Linked DNA regions of Homo sapiens: region 1 is linked to region 2. A link is an interaction called in ENCODE POLR2A ChIA-PET data of the cell type or tissue named here. Cell type or tissue: MCF 10A. All regions are shown on one strand.

Region 1 (2,500 bases), 60 kb before region 2:
GCACCAGCCACGCCTTCGCCCCCGCGTGCCCCGTCTCCTAGGGCCTACTATGCAAGGCCTGTGTCAGGCCGGGGTGGGAGCATGAGAATGACTGGGCATATCTCCCAGGACCAGGAAGGACTGCTCTCAGGAGCCCCCTCCTCACCTGGTTCCTCATCGTGTCTCTTCCTTTTGGCCCTTCTCTTTGGTAGGGCCTACTTAGGGAGGGCCCCAGCAGATTCCCAGGGAACAGAAAAACAGACAGATGGGAGGAATCAAGGCTGAGCCCAGGGATGGTGTCTTGTGTCCACCAGGGAATCAGGCCTACAGGGGAGGGCTGGGCTATGGGTGCAGAATTCAGTGACAGTGACAGTGAGAGAACTCAGCAGTGCAAGGGCAAAGTGGCACTGTTTGGCCTGAAGGTGCTCGGAAGCTGCTTGTATTGAAAAATCCACCCTCATCCCCCGACATCCCTCAGTGCCCACTGCGCTCTGCCGTGCCCTCTCCCTCCTTCCTAGAAATCCTAACTCACACAGACCCAGGCTATGTAGCTTGTTTAATTAAATATATATATATATATATATATATGTATTCATTATAAGAGCAATATAGGCAACTTATAGAAAATTCAAAAACTACAGAAAGACACAGGGAAGAGAAAGAAATCACCTCTAACACCATCATTTGGAGAGGAGGGCAGAGGTAGGGAGAGGACACTTCTATGAATGTTACTTGTTCTGAGAGTCACCCATGAGGCTTCCCCACTGCCACCCAGCTGTCAGGGGTACTGAGTCAGAGATTTGGGTCAGGAGGCAGAGGGCTGAGTGGGTGGGAGGGAAGGGGCGGTGCTGCCCACTCTGACTTTAGCAAGTATGTTTTCTTATAGTCTTTATGAGTATTTCTTTGATCATTCTGCATACAGTGCTTTTAAAAGCGTAGTTAACACAGTGTTGTTCGCAGGTTCTAGAGGAAATATATTTTGAAGCAGGGCTGTGACAGGCAATACTTGCCAATGGGTGGTTTATAATTAATCATTCCCTGTTTTAAAAAATAGTGACTCAGTTTTAAAGATTCAGAAAGCCATTACTCAAGTTCCTTGGCAGAGGAAGTGGCCATTATGTTGCTCCCTGCAGCTCTGCTTTTGTGGAAGAGGGAAAAAAAAGTATTTTTATTTGGTATTTCTCTGAGCTGCTCAGATACTTTGGCCATTGTTAGTGAGTGCAGGAGCAGAACAGCCCCTGCTATTGTTCAGGCTGGCCGCTAAACATGGCAAGAGCTTCCCGCTGAACTGGGGTAGGGGAAATGACCAGAAAGACATTTACTGGATTTGGCAAAGGCAGAAGCAGAAAAGAGAGCTTCCTCTGGCTCCAGGAGTCTATTTCTTGCCTCAGCGGGCTCCTCTGCCCCCCAGCCTGGGGCCTGCCCATCACACAACACGAGAGGGCACCACTTAGACCCCTTCACCTGCAAACCGTGCGCCTGGGAGTTTTTGGTGCCGAGACCCTGTCCCTGTGGGCACCCCTAACATGCCCTATATTCAACAAACATGCATGAAGCACCTACTAAGTTCTCTGATGAGTGACGACCAGGAGCTTCCAGTGTTGTCACCATGGTCGGGGAAGGGACCTTTATATAGTTGAGGACTGTGCCATGTGAAAAGTGCCAGTGATTGGATGAGCTGCAGTGGTCCTTGACCCCTACCTTAGACCTTCATGCATCCTGCACTTGTGTCTGTTGCATGCCATGTGAATTCTGATTTCTGCTAATCAGCGAATCAGCTGAGGAAGGGATATTGCAAGCATTGCACTGGGAGCAGTTCTCTTTGGGCACTGTTTCCATCTTTGCTCCTGCAAGTTTGTCATTTGTGCAGGAACTTGAAATCCGTGTTAGGTTTTATCTTGACAGCTGCTTTATCCAGTGGAAAATGGAAAAGTGGAAATATTGATGCACTGATTAGAAGTGTCGTTGCATCTTCCATACGTAACCGCATTCAGGCACTGATGGACTTCAAGATGTGGGCTGGATGTGGTAAACTGCTGCCTCCATCAGGTGCTCATTGGAGTTCAACGCACTGGACCGTGTGTTCAGTTGTGATGTAGCAGGACAAGCCACAGACAAAACCCCTCAGACACCGAGTTAAAGAAGGAAGGGCTTCATTCGGCTGGGAGCTTCAGCAAGACTCATGCCTCCAACAACCGAGCTCCCCGAGTGAGCAATTCCTGTCCCTTTTAAGGGCTCACAACTCCAAAGGGGTCCGCATGAGAGGGTTGTGATTGATTGAGCAAGCAGGGGGTACGTGACTGGGGGCTGCATGCACCGGTAATTAGAATGGAATAGAACAGGACAGGGATTTTCACAGTGCTTTTCTATGCAATGTCTATAATCTATAGATAACATAACCGATTAGGTCAGGGGTTGATCTTTAACTATCAGGCCCAGGGTGTGGCGCCGGGCTGTCTGCTTGTGGATTTCATTTCTGCCTTTTAGTTTTTACTACTTCTTTCTTTGGAGGCAGAAATTG
Region 2 (2,500 bases):
AGAATTCTAATAATGATGCCAATGCCTAATGATATTGGTGATTCTTAAACCTGGGGTATCTTCCTTCCTATTTATGCTTATCTCACTGATTTGCTAAAAAATGAGAAAATCCACAGAGATTGAGAGAACACACACTTTCTTGGAAAGGCTGACCAACAAAATAATCCTTAGGCCACACTCTGAAGTTGCGGATTTCCATGAACTCCAGAGCTGAATTAGGACTTCTGAGGGAGAAAGACCACCTTCTTGCCCGTCATTCACATTTTCTCCCGCTCATTCATTTCCCCAATAACGAGTCCAATATAACATCCTCTTCCAGTCTGCACCATCATGTGGAAAAGCCACGTGGATTTTTTGTTGGTTTGTTTAGAGACCAGGTATTCCAGGTAACAAGTAGGCACATTTCTAGAGAACTCTGATGCTCCTGAACTCCTGACTTAACCTTCCTGAGGGTCACACCATAAAAAGAACACCCTACCCCAGAGCTGGAGGCAACAGCTAAATCATGATTTCTTATTGTAGAACTACTTAGCAAGGAAACAAGGGACAGGCCACAAACAAAGTGTCATGGAATCACTTTAAGACCAAAGACTTGGCCGGGTGCAGTGGCTCATGCCTGTAATCCAGGCACTCGGGGAGACTGAGGTGGGTGGATCATTTGAGGTCAGGAGTTTGAGACCAGCCTGACGAAGACGGCGAAACCCCATCTCTACTAAAAATACAAAAAAAAAAATTAGCTGGGAGTGGTGGTGCGAACCTATAGTCCCACCTACTTGGGAGGCTGATGGGGAAGAACTGCTTGAACCCAGGAGTCAGATGTTGCAGTGAGCCAAGATTGCGCCATTGCACTCCAGCCTGGGCAACACAGCGAGACTTCGTCTCAAACAAAACAAAACAAATCACTCTCTGACTTTTCAAGGAAGACTCCCATTTTCTAGCAGTTGCTAGTCCAGCCTTGTCCTCTGAGATGCTGGTTGTGCGCTGATGATGCCCTTGAAGGTGCCAGAGGCCCAGGGCTTGCAGTGGCTGAATCTTAGTGAAGCTTGCTGTGCACTGGGTAGAGTAAAGTCATGTGTTCTGCCCCTTTGAAAGGCAACTTTTCATTGGAATAATAGTGTACCACTTCAGGGATGCTGTCAAACACAGCGCTTGTCTGATTCAGTGTGTATTTGTTGTCTTTGGTCTGAGCCACTATGATGTGGACACATCCTTGACTAGTCCTGGAATGAAAATCAAGGAGGAGACATGAATGAGTGGGCAGAGGATCCCTCCCCACTGAAAACAATTGCAGCCAGATTCACACTAGGTTGATAGGTTCTCATCCATCCCGTAATGGTTCTACACACACAGAAATGCATTCCACACTCTAGTGGTACTCTCAGAAATTTCACAGTCTAAACGCATGTAATCCTTGAGTGGTTTATCCTTATCACATATGAGTCATCAGGTAGTGGAACAAAGAAAACAATTAAAAAGAATGCCAAGTCCCTTCTAGCTCTCAAATTGCAAAACCAGTGCTTACGCCCAAGCACGAGGCTACTAAGGTGAGGTAGAAACTCATCCTCGGCTGGGCACGGTGGCTCACGCCTGTATCCCAGCACTGTGGGAGGCCGAAGTGGGCGGATCACTTGAGGTCAGGAGTTCAAGACCAGCCTGGCCAACATGGTAAAACCCCATCTCTACTAAAAAATACAAAAAAATTAGCCGGGCATGGTGGCAGGCACCTGTAATCCCAGCTACTTGGGAGGCTGAGGCAGGAGAATCACTTGAACCCAGGAGGCGAAGGTTGTAGTGAGCCGAGATTATGCCACTGAACTCTAGCCTAGGCAACAGAGTGAGACTCCATCTCAAAAAAAAAAAAAAAGAAAAAGAAAAGAAACCCCAAAAAAACTCATCCTCCTCACCACAGCTAAAAGGACGTAAGTAAGGGTTCTTCTTCTTTTTTTCCAAAAAGAACACATAAATAATAATAATAAAAACCATTTCCTCCCCTCGCATCTGGAAAGACCATTCCTGGTTGTATAAAATGAAAGCTGGCACCAAAAGCTCAAAGATTTAATCCACAAGCACCAATTTCAGGAACACAGTCGAGCTATTCCTGGTATTGTATATCTGGTGGCCTATCCCATTTTCTGAGCCATATTGCTCAACTCCCCCGCCCGACTCTGTTCTCCTCCAGCCTGATTGTTTCAGCTGCAGGGGCTCAGCTTCCTCAGGAAGGAAATGCTGTTAGGGCTCTTGACAATGATCCTCCAATACAGGGACACTGAACTCACGGAGCAGTGAGAATTTCCATGATACACACTCCACCAGGCCTACCAGGCAAAAGTGAATTTTCTGTGTACAATCAGACAGAGGGAGCAACAGGCAAGTCAGCATTTCCTTCTTCACCAGAAGAAACTGGTGTCAAAATTGCAGTTGGCATTTTGACAATCAGGGGGATCTTGATTTATTAAAGTCCCCAATACTAGGGAATAAAAGAAGAATGACTGTACTACCC

Evidence for each region. ChIA-PET counts read pairs that join two places held together with the same protein. Peaks named below come from ENCODE experiments on the same cell type or tissue, not always from the same donor. Only the 100,000 strongest peaks of a DNase experiment are listed, where the experiment ranks them.
Region 1: POLR2A ChIA-PET joins it to region 2 with 5 read pairs; 6 of 35 experiments call an interaction of 5 or more read pairs at or near these places.

Annotation. Positions count from the first base shown.
Region 1 is chr1:154,422,718-154,425,217 of GRCh38, forward strand. The region is part of intron 1 of IL6R (interleukin 6 receptor); the gene reads left to right. Among named protein-coding and RNA genes, the nearest start is that of IL6R-AS1, 17 kb to the left of the region's middle. In MCF 10A, no CTCF peak of the experiment used is centred here; a DNase peak (open chromatin) is centred at 1,074.
Region 2 is chr1:154,483,116-154,485,615 of GRCh38, forward strand. It overlaps SHE (Src homology 2 domain containing E), which reads right to left. Exons shown (of 6, transcript NM_001010846.3): 6 at 1-1,220. The coding sequence ends at 1,034. Among named protein-coding and RNA genes, the nearest start is that of TDRD10, 18 kb to the right of the region's middle. In MCF 10A, no CTCF peak of the experiment used is centred here; a DNase peak (open chromatin) is centred at 1,476.